Regions from separate parts of the Mus musculus genome. Here region 2 is linked to region 1. The links are chromatin contacts, found by Hi-C or POLR2A ChIA-PET in ENCODE. All regions are on one chromosome and are shown on one strand. Each heading gives the region's core, a stretch centred on a gene start or an enhancer-like site at or near the end of the contact. The rest is flanking DNA. Distances are from core to core; before and after follow the strand shown.

Region 1 (7,399 bases), core at 444-2,943:
AAAATAGTACGATGCTTTTAAAAGAAAATGCCACTTTATAATTTTGTAAAGTGCACTTGTGCTTGATTGAAAATTATTTCATTAGCAGCAATAACAAAAAAAACATAACAAAAGAAGCCAGAATGTCAACACTTGGGCCGCTGGAGGTTGCTTTCTATTGCATTTTTAAAAGGGTAAATAAATAAATCTTCCCGAATTGAGAGAAAAGAAAATTACCCTTTGATGAGGATGGTTAATGAAATGTGAAGTATTTCCTCCCCATAAAACCACGCTGGACGCAGGGATGCATATTCCATCTCCCATCACACTTCCAAAACAGGCAGCAAGCAAGGGATACTGCAGGGCATCACCAGAGAAGACGACTCAGACATGGATTTGAGCCAATAGGAAGTCTTTATTAGCCGGCTGGCGACTACATTGGGTGTTTGGGATCCCACAAAGCCCCAAGCCTTTCTCAGGGCAAGATTATAAGCACAAAAAACATATGCTAGGTTGACATACTTCAGTTAACAATAACAGTTAGCCAGAAGAGGAACTACAGGAGCCAAAAAGCCAGGTTAGTGCATTTAGAGACTTTCCCAGAACTGTGGACTTTGATGGATTAGGTCTTTGTTTTCACTTTGGCTGATGGTGCTGTCTTCTATGCACTGAGTTTCAAGGCCTAAATGGTACTTCTATCATAGAGTCAGCTGTGCTGAGGTCTGGGAGCCTGTTTACAGTGGCAGTTTCACTGTGTGGTTCTGACCATCAATAAATGGGAATTAAACAAGAATTTAAGAAGAGAGGCAAGGACGTAAACCTCGTCTTTCGGTTTATACGAGAGAATCAGCAGCTCCCAGCTCGAGCCCTTATTGACATCTTAAATTCAAAAGGAAAGGAAGGCATTCAGGCTGACAGCAAAAGCACATCTGGCTCAATGTCAAACCACATGATCCTGAGTTTCCTGCGCTTCCGAAAGGCCAAGAAAGTCAAACCCTGATTTTTCTAAAGCAAAACCACAGCTGAGGCTGGGATGTGGCTCAGTATGGTGTGTTAGCTGAGGCTCGGATGCGGCTCAGTATGGTGTGTTAGCTGCCTCGGTGATGGTATGTGTTTGCCTAGCATGTTCAAGGCCCTTGGTTCTTATCAGGGCACAGAAACCTTATCGTCATCACCTCAAAAGGTTCTGCCTCAGAAAAGACCCTTTGTCAATACACACACATAAAAGAAATCTATATAGGAATCTGTTAAGAATGTTCCCAGAAGAATCCAAAACATACCAAAAAATTAATCATTTTACCATAAAATTATTTAATTTAATTACTTTTTCAATTTCAAGAACTATTATGACTATCTGGTCCATTACTGCACATGTTCAACAATTATTGATGGCTTCTTTGGCCAGGGAATTATCCTAATGCAGCATGAACCAGGCAGCTGAGGCAAACCTTTCTGGGGAGCCTGCAGTCTGGGGAGGGTTAGCTCGCCAGTCTAGTCACAGCCAAGGATAGCCAAGTCATATGGTATTACACGCTGTGGCAGCAGCAGCAGCCTGAGGTGGCATAAGGGAAAGTGACTTGGGGGAGGGAGCTGATACAGTAGCCTCACTGGAGAGGTGTCGCAGCAAGATACAAGATGGGGCTAATTAGCAGAGGAGAACATGAGATAGTGTGAGCAAGCAGGTAGGCAAGACCACAGGGAGGCACAGACTCGGCAACTGGAACAGCACGGAGCCTACGTGGCTGGTGGCCAGGCAGAGGAAGGGAAACTGATAGCTGACACTCAGATTAGCAGCAGGAGCTGGGGCGAACTGTTCCTCCAGTGTCACGAGGGGCCACCGAAGTGGATCTGCTTTGTAAATTCTGCTTGCTATGTAGACAATTGTTGGTAGAAAGCACATATGCAACCTATTCCACGAACCCAGATGAGTAATGAGACAGGGCAGACTTCAGAAGGATCCCTGGGGGCATAGACACGCCACTTAGGACAGAGAGGGCTCCCTGGGGCAGTGGGCACTGCCACTGAGGACAGAGAAGGCTCCCCGGGACAGTGAAGACTGCCACTGAGGACAGAGAGGGCTCCCTGGGGCAGCAGGCACTGCTACTGAGGACAGGTGTAGCAATGGAAGAAGACGGGATGTGTCCATCTGAGGTTTGGGGCGACAACAATTCAGTGACTGGCAGGGCATGCTCTGCTGAAAAGCAGCAGCTATGAGGGATTTAGGGAAGGGAAAAGGGGAATCAAGAGTCTTGCTTGGCTTAGCGCCTCCATTCAGAGATGAGGGAGGGATGCTCTGAGCATGTTTGTGATGTGATCGAAACAGCACAGCTGGATGGCTAGAGAAATGGAATTAGAACCTGACTCTCTACTTCCTGATCCAGAAACCTTCACTAAAAAAAAAAAAAAAAAAAAAAAAAAAAAACGTTAAAGCAAGACTTCCCTTCCAGTGACGTCACTTCCAGTGTGGTCTCCTTATTCACATGAGCAATTCCAACTAATTTCATGACAAACGACCATGTTACAAATCAAGGGGACTTGAAAGATGAAGGTGCACAGAATGACACACAGAGATGCACACACACACACATATACGTACACTGGATCCTAGTGACATCTCTTGCCATGCTGCACCAAATCAGTTTCCAGCTTAGTGAACAATGCACCGTGGTCACTGATGGTGTTACCCTTGGGAAGCTGAGCAGAGTACTGGGAACTCTGCATTACTGCTTCCTGTCTTAATCACTTAAGAGTAACAACAGGGGGCGCGGAGAGATGGCTCAGTGGTTGCAAGCACTTGTTGCTCTCTCAGGGGACCTGGGCTCTGTTCCCAGCACTCAGATGGTGGCCCATAACCGTCCCTCACTCCAGGTCCAGGAGATGTGACACCCTCTTCTAAATTCCTCGGGCACGGGGCAGACACGTGGTGCGCATACATAACGTCAGGGAAAACACTCATATACTGGAAATAAAAGCAACTCTAAAAACAACAAAGCACCACCAGCATCAAGACACCCTGCCGTGGATAGTTACCGCTCCCCGAAACCCCTGTGTGGCCCACACAGACCTGCAGAACCAACAGAAATCAGTCAAAACTGGAGCCTAGAGCAACTACTTCTATTACACCGCAAGTTTTATTCAAATGATCTCTACAAGAAGCATTTGTAAAAAGGGAACCTACTTGGCACCTGTTTTCTTTAATGAACAAATGAGAAACAGCCTTCTGGCCCTTTTTGAAGGTAATCCCCATCTTTGGCTAGACCCTGTCTCTCCCACCCTCAAGATCACAGCATACAGACAGCCATCTGAGAGCCAAGTCCTGTATTTGGCTGGTTCTGAGAGTCAGTCTGAGGTGTGAAATGCGGTTCAGGATGATGAAGAAAGAGGTCTACCCTCTCGATCCCTGAGTGAGTAAAACAAAAACGACATAAATGACTTAAGCCACTTGTGAAATGGATCAGAGCGTGACTGTCACAAAAGGTGGGCTCTGTGTAATGGAATGAGGACCGCTGCTCTCAACAGTCTGCAGAGCAGATGGTACTAAAAAGCAGGCGGCTGTGCCCCCTTGGAAGGTCACCACAGGTCAGAAAGGTGCGCTTACTTAGAGAGCTGTTTCCACTAGCAAGGGAGGCAACAGAAAGCCCGGGGGAGCAGGCGAGGGTGGAGAGACCTGGTGAGCACTGCTCTATGAAACCCAATTCCCAGAAGACTAGCCAGAAGAGTCAAAGAAGAACAGGGGGAGTGGAGTGAGGGAGATGGCTCTGTGGTTGCAAGCACTCTTCGCAGGAAACCTCTACAAAGAGCACTGCGGAACTTGAGCCAAGCGCTCACAGCCTGGGATACAGAACCTGCAGTTTCCAGAGCCTGTCGATCAGTGCCAGGCCCAGCAGCAGCAGCCTAGAACCCACACTTTGCTTGTCCTTTCTCTGTTAAGGTGGGGAACAAAACAGAAGTCTCCATGCCACCCTAGATCTGAAGCAATCCAGTAGATGTGGGGCGGCTGACAAAGATGGGAATTGGGGGTGATGCTGCCCTCACAGTCTAAGCCAGAGTCCTTAACTTCAGCCCTCACCCTAGCCCTACAGAGTCCATGTAAAAAAATCTCCCTACTGACTCATGTGTCTGATCATGTGGTTCCCAGTTAGTGTTGGCATTTGGGGAAATTGTAAGACCTTTATTTAGGTGGAATTTCACTAGAGGAAGTGAAGTTCTGGGGGTTGTATCATGAACCTTTTCTGGACCAGTCTGGACCAGTGTCTTCTACTTACTGACTACTGGTGGTCAATCTAAGCCCCATGAGACTCTCTGATACTACTGCCGTGAGCCATTTCTGTGGCTTGCCTTTCCCGCCATTGTTGACCATGTTCCCTCCCTCAGACTGTGAGTCATAAAACTTCTTCAAGTTTAAGTTCCCATACACGGTTCTGTGACGGCTGTGACTTCCGCAGAGGGCCTGGCAACCGATGGTGAGGAGTTATTAGGGGGGTTACAGACGATTACAGGTAACTATGACAAAAGATGGTTAAAATAGTACTACAAAAATCTAGGGAGAATCAAGGGAGGGAAAACCCACTCCAAATTCAATAGAATATTAAAAGGCTTTGAGAAAAGATTATATTGGGACCTGAAAATGAAGGTGCTTCTTGTTGTTGTTGTTGTTGTTGTTGGAGTTTGGGGATTTTGTTTCATTTTGTTTCTTTGGTTGATTTTTGTTTGTTTGTTTTTGAGAGACAGAGACTGGAAACTAAAGAGAAAAGGAAAAGGAAACAGAAAAGGGAGGGATGAAAGGAAGGAGGGAGGGAGAGAGGGAGGGAAAGAGGGAGGGAGGGAGGGAGGGAGGGAGGGAGGGAGGGAGGGAGGGAGGGAGGTAGTAACTGCACGTGAAAAGACATGGTGTTGTTACATCAGAAAGAAAAAGCTGATAAATGTCTCTCTTCCAAAACAGCCCTGCTGGGCTCGACTGGGGAACTGGATCATCAACACGGGAAGCTAGGGCCTTCAAAGCCACTAGAAAGTGTGGTTACCATTCCCAAAAGACCAAGGCACTGGGGTTTGATTAAACAGCTGCTCTCCTTGGGGTACAGGGAGTATCACTCCCCCTTTCTGCTGTCTTCTCTCTTGTCTCCTCTCTCTTCTAGAATGACTCCAGAGGCAACATAGGACCATGAGAACAGAAGTCATGTCGTAAAGACGGCAAAGTCCATGAACAGGAGCCTGGGGACAACAGACTCTGTGTGTGTATGTGTGTGTGTGTGTGCGTGTGTGTGTGTGTGTGTGTGTGTGTGTGTGTGTGTGTACTGTGTGTAGAACTCACTAGCGCTTTGTTTTCCTTTGCCTCTTGTTTTGTTTTCTCTCCCAGACAGAGTCTCATTATCTCACTCTGCCTGACCTAGAACTTGCTATGTAGACCAGGCTGGCCTTGAACTCACAGGGATTCTATCTGCCTTTGCCTCTGGAGTCATAGGGCTAAAGGTAGAAGCCGTGACACCTGTCTCACTGTTATTTCTTTGTAGCCCTCTCTGTAAGCTGTTTGGAAATTTACATCCAGGGGCTAGAGATGTGGCTCAGTGCTATGGCATCTGTGAGACTCTGGGTTCAATCCCCAGCACCATAAAAAAAAAAAAAAAAAGGAAAGGAAAGACACTAATCCACAAATTCCCAGGCCTCTTTCCACATAGCAACCTCTTGAAGGAGAAAGGCTCTCGCTCCATTCAGTTTCTGATGTCATCTTTTTGATGCCTTTTAGAGCCCACAGCACTGTCCATGTTAACCAGTCCATAGGAAGCAGAGAACCCAACTCAGGTGCACCTCAAAATAAAAGGCAAAACCCGCACAATGACCAGCTCGGGTTGCAGAAGAGATGCTCAACTTTGCTTAGGATCACTTGTTAGGACTTCTTGAGATTTGGTAATTAATGGTTTCCTTCCAAAGAGATGAGAACAAAGCCAAGATGGACGGTTGGGTGGGAATGTATAAAGTACCCGATGGACAGGAACAAAAAGCAAGGCTTCATGGGGCAGACCTTGCATAACTCTTTGTGTGGTTAGTACTTAAACCCCAATGTTACCTCACAGCCCAGTACTTCAAGACCTGGAGACTAAACTGGGTGCACCCTGAAACCAGATCCTCGTGTGAGTGAGCAGAGCACAAAGGCACTATCAGTTAGCGTTACCCAATGCTCTCTCTCCTCTTCTGCACGCAAGAGAAAAGAAAGAAAAGGCTCAATGGGTCTGGTATGACAAATCTCCTCTGGCGAAACCCAGTTCAAAAGAAGTGGCAGAGATAATGACGGGCTCCACAGGGACTGTTTACCTCAGGAAAGTCCCTCTAGGCTTTCCTCCCAAACAATTAACTCTGAGCACCTGCTCTAACCCAGCACTGAGACTCCAGCAGAGGAGTCACAGGCTTCCTGGCTTTTCTCACTGGAGCATTTGGAATTGTGTGGCCCCAAGAGCTCTGTTGCAGCTGCTTAACTCCACTGCTGTGGTGTGAGGGCAGCCAGAGACAGCATGTTAACAAATAGAGCATTGCATGTTCCAGTAAAACTTTACTTCTGCACGCTGGGTTTGAACTGCCATGACAAACTGTTTTCCGTCTTTTTGGCCACTTAAAATTGGACTTGGAGGTGCAGCTCGGTCGCAGAGATTTTGGCTAGCGTGTGCAAAGCCTGGGTTTGTTCCTCTGCACCTTCACGAAAGAAAAAAAAAAAAGGAAGTATAAACCATTCTTAGAAGTCAGGTTACAAGTACACAGCTGTAACCTCAGCACTCAGGAGGCTGAAACAGGCAGATCATGAATGGGAAGCCAGCCTCTGCCACAGAGTGAAAGTATCAGACACACACATATATACATGGACACACACACATATACACATACATATACACACATACATATACACACTTACAACATACATAACACACACATATACAACACACACATATACAACACATACAACACACATATATATACATATACACTTATACAACACACAAACATACACAATACACATATATACTCACATATACACATACATATATACATATACACACATACACACTTACACAACACACAAACACCCACAACACAACACAACACACACATACATACATACACATACATACATATACATATATACACACACACATTTGTATATAAATGTACACGTACACAATCTATTCTTACGTCATAGGTCACACAAGACAGGATAACTGAAGCCACAAGTTCCCAACTTCTACACTCTATATTCCATGGCAAGGCAGCAACAATACAAAAGAAATCAGGCGGCAGGCAATAGTTTTGTTACCACCTGGCCCTCTGCCTCCTACAGTGCACTAAATAAGCGTTTCTTTCTATTGAAGACTTGATTTCATTTTAAAACTGTGCGCCTCCTAAAAGAGGCAGAGATAGAAAACTGCAGACTGTC
Region 2 (6,945 bases), core at 3,510-6,009, 120 kb after region 1:
TTTTTTTTAAAAAAAAACGAAAAAGAGAGAGAAATACTTATACCTGGAATTTATATTCTTCCAAGTAATCTTTTAGTCTTGTTGGTAAAGGCAGTCCCCAGATCGTACCGGTACATTTGTTAATGGCGAGTCGACAGAAATGCTGCAGAGTGGGTGCTGATGTATACAGAGGTTTGGTCAGGTACAGGTGAACAGTCCCATTCCGTGGGGCTTCTGGGCCTGTCCGTTTATCCTTGCACATCTGGACATAGTAGTCAATCAGATGAACCACACTGTCAAACTGTTTAAGCTTGGACTTGACACATATGATAGAATCCAATCTGAATTTCCCATCTTGGTACTCAATCCGCAGGTTAGTCGGTCCAGCTGACGTCTTAACGGATATAGTTAGTAGGTAGTCTGAATGCGAACTATCTCTAATCAAGAAAGTTCCTTCTGGAGCCTCTTTTAATTTCTCTTTGGCTTCATTAACAGTCATACTTCCCCAGTACCATCCTGGGGTTTTTCATTCAAAAAAGAAAAAGAAGAGAAAGTGAAATAGTTATTATTAAGAATTTTTAGAGTATGGTCTGTACTTGGCAGTCGTTTTTCTAGTCGGTTTGCTTTGTTTGAGACAGGGCAGCCTGTAGCCCAGGCTGGCCTCAATTTTACTTTGTAGCCAAGGATAACCTTGAACCTTCTTGTTCTTCTTCACTCACCTCCCAAGTCTTGGGATTTATAAACCTGTACCACAGTGCTCAACTAATTTCTCTTGTTACACCTTTTTTTTTTTTTTTTAAAGCCTGTGAGTTAAAGTTTACCAAGGCCTACCACAAATCTCTGGGTAAGTATTTAATAAAAACTTAAGTCCATTCTAGGCACAACTGTAAAGCAATTTTTTTCTTTTCAAATGATTTTCTGTAGCTTTTCTTTAAATTATGTTAAGGTTTTCTCCTAATGAGCTAAAAGAACTTTTGCAATATGACAGACATATTGGCTGACAAAGAAAAAAAAAAAAAAAAAAACCTTTCAGTACAGTTTAACTGAAACAAAAACCTAAGTAAATCAGAACTAAATTAGAAGTTAGGGGACAAAGTGGAAAGCTTATCTCCGATAATTCCATTAAAAACAGAAGCAACTTTTTTTTGACTGGCTGGTAGCCCTCTAACCTACCCCCAAAGAACTTGTAACATTTAGCCTCCGTTAGAAGCCCTAGGAGGCACTCCTGTTGACTGCTTTGATTACAACTAGCTCAGTTTCCCAGGAAGAGCAGAAACAGTTTACAGTCTTCACTATACTCTTTTGGACTTTGCCCTGGATCAAAATAACCCCTGCTCTCTGAAATCTCCATTTGATTCATCTTGACCAGATTCTAAACCTCACTTACAAAAGTAACTCAAGATACTTCGTTTAATAACTTTGAACAATGTGCCCCCCTCCGTTTCAGCCGACAGCTCCCCTCTCGCCACCCCCCCCCCCCGCAACAAAAAAATATTACCGGGAAACTTTCCCAAGGAAAGCCCAGGGCCGAAAGGAAAGACTGGAACTTTTTCTCCTCTCCCAAGATCTACTGCTACAAAAGTTGTCTTGCCTCAAAGGTAAGTTTTCAGAAGCCAGATTTTTTAAGACTCAAATTGTTTTCGAGCTATTGGGAGAAAATATAAATTTCTCTTCTTTGCTTTCAGATGTAGGGTGCTTTCCGCATTGCGGGGAGCAGGCTGCACTCGGCCCAGGCTACCCCCCACCCCCAGCAGCTGCGATTCATACAGTCTGAACTTGGCTGCCATCAACCCGGGCTGCGGCAGAGGCGGCTGTGCTCTCGGGAGCGCTCACAGCCCAGACAGGAGGCAGCACAGCCCACTGGCCGCCCGCGCACCGGGCCAGTTAAGAGAGGCGCTGGCCGCTTTTCTCCCACGCCGGAGCGAGCGGGAGCTCCGGCTGAAAGCAGCCTAGGCTCCAAGGTGCTGGGGGAACATTTCCAAAATGAGCCCAGCTCGCTCCCGGCCCTTGCCCAAGCCTCAGCGTCCCTCCACTTTGCTTTTGTGGTCACCTAAGATCCGGGCATCCCTCTCTGCGGTTCCCCGAGCGGAGACCGGACGCGAGGAGTAGTAGTTCCATCGCTTTCAGTGCCCCCAACCTGGGCCCGCGTCCCAGCCGCGCTCTCCGCCACCGCCTTGGGTAGGGTGGGGATGGGGACGCCCCGTTTCGCACTCCTCGCCAGCCGCCAGCTCCCTACCTGTTTGACTGAGCTCGCGCAGGGCTTTCGCCAGACGCGCCGCCTCGGGGGACTGTTCCTCCGGCAACCCCGCGGTCCCCCACTGGCTCCGCGTCCTGTCCGCTCCATTCCCGGAGGGCTCCAGGCACCGCAGGGTCATGGGAGATGAGTCAACACGTCCCAGACAGCTGGTCGCCCGAGCTGGGGCCAGTGGACCTCGCGTGCTGCCTGGAAGTCACAGGGTACCCCAAAACGAGAGTGTGCAGGGTGTCCGAAATGGTGGCGGAGGGGGAGGGGACTGGAAGCGGCTGGTTCTTTTTCTCCAAATTCCGGCAGAATGGTGTGGCAAAGTCTCTCGCAGACACTGTCACCCACAGATCGCCTGTGAAGAAACAATGGAACAGAGATTGGGTCAGTCTGGGCTGAACCCCTACGGCCGAGGTGGGGGTGGGTAAACAGACACGTGGAAAATCCCAGGGACTCCTCCGCCTGCGTGTTCTGTACCATTTAACCCCGAGCATCCAGCTAACGCCCTGCCCAACTCTGGGGAAAGACGGGTAAAAAGGGCAGAGATCCAAGACACTAAAGTTGGCCGGAGTAGAGGGGTGAGGAGGGAGACAGGATGAGAGTAAACAAGGTGTTTTCCCGCCGAAGAACTGTGTGCTGGAATTACACACAGGCAGCCCAGGAAACAGTCACCTGCGGGTCCGGATGGATAGGCCTTTGTCATGGGCAAGTGGGGGGTGGGGGTGGGGGGGAAAACATTACACAAAGAACCGGGCAGTTCTCTGCACTTGGCATTTCCATCTTACATTTCGAGCAGCCCCAGGGCCCTTGGGAGGATGCATCCGGCAAAACCTGGTTCCACGCCCTAAAGCGCCGCAGGGCTCCTGGGTCGCCAGCCGAGGGTGCTGCGGTGCGCTAGCGGCGCGCCAGCCGCTGCATCCCTGCCTCGGAGGCGGCCTCACCCCCACTCCTGCCGCTTCCTGGAGCACGCTCCAGACGAGGATGGGGGGCTCAGCGGCGGTCGCTCCAAAACGCGGACCGCGGCTCCTGCGGCTGCCGCCGCGGGCGCTGTCGAGGAATCGGCCGGAGCGTGCAGCCCCCGCCGGAGCTCCAAATGAGGCCGGGGCTGAGCCCGCAACAGCGAGCGCAGCGGGCCATGCCATCAACTGGGACTGAGGTCTTACCTCCACCGCCGCGACTGCCGCCTCCGCACTAGGCAGCCTCCCCAGCGGACAAGGGGCGGGGGAGCCAGGGGGCAAGGAGGGGTGTCCGTCTGAGTTCCCCGGGTGACGTTTATTTGTGGAAGGAGATGCCTGGGGATGCAATCGGCTCTGCGCTCAGTAAAAGCAACCGAGTTTTTCTGCGCCAAAGGCAGACAAAAATCCCAGGGATCGTCGCCTAGCTTCCCCCCCCCCTCTCCGCCCCAGGCTGACACCCCTGCTCGCCAGTGCCGGGTTTCCCTCCAGTTGAAGCGGAGGAGATGGGAGAAAGAGAAGGGGTGGGGTGGGGGAGCAAGGGCGGAGGCTGGCGGGGAGGAGCGGGAGATCAGGTTATTAGGATTATAAATTTGGGTAGCAGTTGTTGGGGGGTGGGGGTGCTCGGAAAATTTCCCGAGACCGAGAAGGAACCCGGGAGAGAGGAGGCAGTTGAGTCCGGATGGGGCAGAGCCCCGACTTGAACTCTCCCGGGGCGCCCTAAACTGCGGACGCCCAGGCGGTCCGCCGCCGCCCCCGTGCTCGCACCCCGCCGCCCTCCCGGCCACTGTCCCCCCGGGCGGAACCTTCGGGCTTCGCGAGCGGTACCTGCCGCAAGCTTCCGGGCTCCGGGCACAAGGGATCTTGAGGGCGCGCGCCTGGAGTCCCGGCGCGCACTGTCCGAGACCCGCGCAGCGTTGGCGGCTGCGGGAGGAAAGGCTCATGCTTCAGGGGGGAAGCCCAAGGCCCGGGAGCCGCAGAGGCGGCGAGACTTGGCAAGAGTTAACCGTCTGTCCCCGGAGCCGAGTGTGCGCGCGACTTCCCAGCCCGACGCGCCTCCCTCGCTCCCCGCCTCCCGCCCCTCGCGCCCCGCCCGGCCGCGGCGGAGGCCGCTTTCCAGGAACTTTCCAGGAATCCGCCTCACGTGACCGCAGCCCCCGCCAGCGCTTTAAAGAGGCCCCGGCCGCTAATGCGCAGGCTTCAAGGGAGCCGGGTGGAGAGAGCCGGTGCGGGTGCTGGTGCTGGTGGCTGCGGGGTGGAAGCCTGCGACTCCGCCCTCCTCTGACCCTGCACCTCGGGGTGCTCGGGAACAAGGAGAAGTCCCCAGCCAATGCCTATTAAGCCACCAGTACCTGCCCCTGTGTCTGCAACAGCTGAGCACCTCGGTCCCGCGAATAGCAGCCCCTCTTCTCCCCAGCCCTCCACGTAGGAGGGAACCTTTAGGCCAGCCATCCACCCCGCTGTGCGCCTGCCAGACGCGACCCTCCTCTCCTCCATGTGGGATGCAGGACCAGCGTGCGGGAAGGGGGCGGGGCTCAGATGTCCGTCCCTCCCTCTCTAAGACACACACAGAGCTAGAGCTAGCACGCCACTGCCCAGGTCGACTACCACTCCCGGGCACCTCGGGAAGCGAACCAGAGACTGTCCCCTCCGCCAGCATCCTAGAAGGCCAGGAAAGAGACGAGCTGAGCGCCTCCTTAAAGCTGCGCAGACTGCCCTCAATCCCTCCCCCCTGGAGCTCCAACTGGTAGTCCCCTGCATCAGCCTTGCCCAGCTTCTCCTTTCCTCCTCAGCTCAACTCCTGCTTGCCCTTCGGGAGACCCACCCTGGCCACCCTACAGAGGAGGTGCCCTTACCTGTGCCCGGGTGGGGTGCGGGGTCACAGGCCTGGTGCGTTTGTCTCTGTGAATCCTTGCAAAGCCAGGGACCCGGAGTTCGTATTGATCCCAGTACTTCTTTCCTATTGGGACCCTCACCTCCCACTCTGTAAGAGGCCACCTAGCCTCCGCGCCGGCATCCAGGCACGCCGGCTCCTGAAACGTGACCCACTTTGAATGTGACCTACTTTTTTTTTTTTTAACAGAAAAACAAAAACAAAAAAAAAACACTCATGGGAAAACCGGATTCGAAATTTCGATAACCATTTTTCTTTGAAATACTGTTCTGTTGCCCCACTGCTCAAAAGCTTGAAAGGTCAATGGCCACTTTTAGTTGAAGCTGTGTCTATGGGGAAGTTGGGCAAGGGTGGCCAGGAGAGGTTGAGAGAGGCGCGGCTTCCAAGCCTTGCCTGGTGCCCCGCCTGCCGGCCCTGGAAGGAAACACAACACGACCGGCCAATTCCAAGGCCCCGAACCAATTTTTATCCACAGTAATTTTTTTCCTCTTAAATAATTCTATGCACTTACAGAATGGTGAACGCGAGGGGAGGACATAAGCCAGCTTACAGGGGCTTTGTCAGCGATAGATTCGTATGTGTGGCCGCGGAGGGGGGAGGCTGTTTTCCTGGAATCTTTGATGGGAAGGATGCCTCTTACTCAAGTTTTAGAAAGCCTGTGTAAAGCCAGGGAGTAACTTAGCAGGATGCTTACCTTCTTTAGGTCCCTAACGTTTTCTGTAAACTTAAAAACAAGATGTCGGTGAAAGGTTAGCATGAACGGACAGGCGGATCCCTCTGGAGTTCTGTGTAGTGAGTTGGAGGCCCAAGTTAAACTTTTTAAGCCTCTACAATGTGCAGGGATAACTAAGACCAACGTTTTATGAATGGTTGATCCTTTCTTGGTAGAAAACCTCAGAGGAAGTGGAAGTGTGTGCCTGTGCTTCTGCACTCCTAAAGGGTTTTGGTTTTTTGTTGGTTTTTTTGTTGTTGGTGGTGGTGTTTTTTTTTTTTTTTTTTTTGAGATCATACAGATTAATTTTTCTTTGTCAGGTGTAGTAAATCTTCCAGCCTCCTTACTCTACTGAGTACTATGACCAAACCACCTGGCAGAGGTGATGGAAGGGAGGAAAGATTGATCTCGGTTCATGGTTCACAGGACACATTCCAACATGGCAGGAAGGCTTGGAGCCTGGAAAGCACCCTCCACGGGAGGCAGGAATTAGTGGTGCAGTCAGCCTTAGAAGGGAGACAGGAAACCGGTTTACATCTAGCACTCCGGTGCCCTACACCAGCAACTCACTTCCTTCAGCTGAGCCCCACAGTGGTCCTCATCCTCCCTAATGCAGCGACCGTTTAATACAGTTCCTCATATCATGGTGACCCCTCAACCATAAAATTATTATCATTGCTACTTTGTTTTGTTTTGTTTTGATTTTTCAGAGCTGAGGACCGAACCTAGGGTCTTGCACTTGCTAGGCAAGCGCTCTAGCACTGAGCTAAATCCCCAAGCCCCTCATTGCTACTTTGTAACTTCTGTTGTACTGTAATGTACTGTAATGTAATGACCTTCTTTAGGTCCCTAACGTTTTCTGTAAACTTAAAAACAAGATGTCGGTGAAAGGTTAGCATGAACGGACAGGCGGATCCCGCTGGAGTTCCTGTGTAGTGAGTTGGAGGCCCAAATTAAACTTTTTAAGCCTCTACAATGTGCAGGGTTCACTAGGACCAACATTTTATGAATGGTTGATCCTTTCTTGGTAGAAAACCTCAGAGGAAGTGGAAGTGTGTGCCTGTGCTTATGTAACTTTGGAGATCAAGGTTTGCCAAAGGGGTAGGACCCACAGATTGAAGGCTTTACAGCCTTCAAAAGTGAGTGCTACCAGCTAAGAAGTGAC

The links. A loop is a pair of places that touch in the nucleus more often than their neighbours do. ChIA-PET counts read pairs that join two places held with the same protein, here RNA polymerase II (POLR2A).
Region 2: a loop to region 1 is called in a map of v-Abl transformed pro-B cells, with 2.7 times the contacts of the local background. The contact joins the promoter of 5730420D15Rik here to the enhancer-like site in region 1. A Hi-C loop is called at or near these places in 1 of 37 maps with a recorded cell type or tissue (v-Abl transformed pro-B cells). POLR2A ChIA-PET finds 5 or more read pairs at or near these places in 2 of 5 experiments (both embryonic stem cell).

The regions. Positions count from the first base shown.
Region 1 is chr10:95,296,271-95,303,669 of GRCm38, forward strand. The region is part of intron 2 of Cradd (CASP2 and RIPK1 domain containing adaptor with death domain); the gene reads right to left. Among named protein-coding and RNA genes, the nearest start is that of Cradd, 24 kb to the right of the region's middle. Within about 2 kb of position 1,694, at least 2 of the 3 ENCODE cell types and tissues checked have a DNase peak (open chromatin) inside an H3K27ac peak, as active enhancers do.
Region 2 is chr10:95,412,616-95,419,560 of GRCm38, forward strand. It overlaps 5730420D15Rik (RIKEN cDNA 5730420D15 gene), which reads left to right and starts at 4,760. Exons shown (of 5, transcript NR_045339.1): 1 at 4,760-5,064. It overlaps Socs2 (suppressor of cytokine signaling 2), which reads right to left and starts at 4,242. Exons shown (of 3, transcript NM_007706.4): 1 at 4,003-4,242; 2 at 2,216-2,576; 3 at 1-495. The coding sequence starts at 2,354. The coding sequence ends at 38. Gm33230 (a long non-coding RNA gene) reads left to right here and starts at 1,487. Exons shown (of 2, transcript XR_380696.3): 1 at 1,487-1,577; 2 at 1,665-1,988.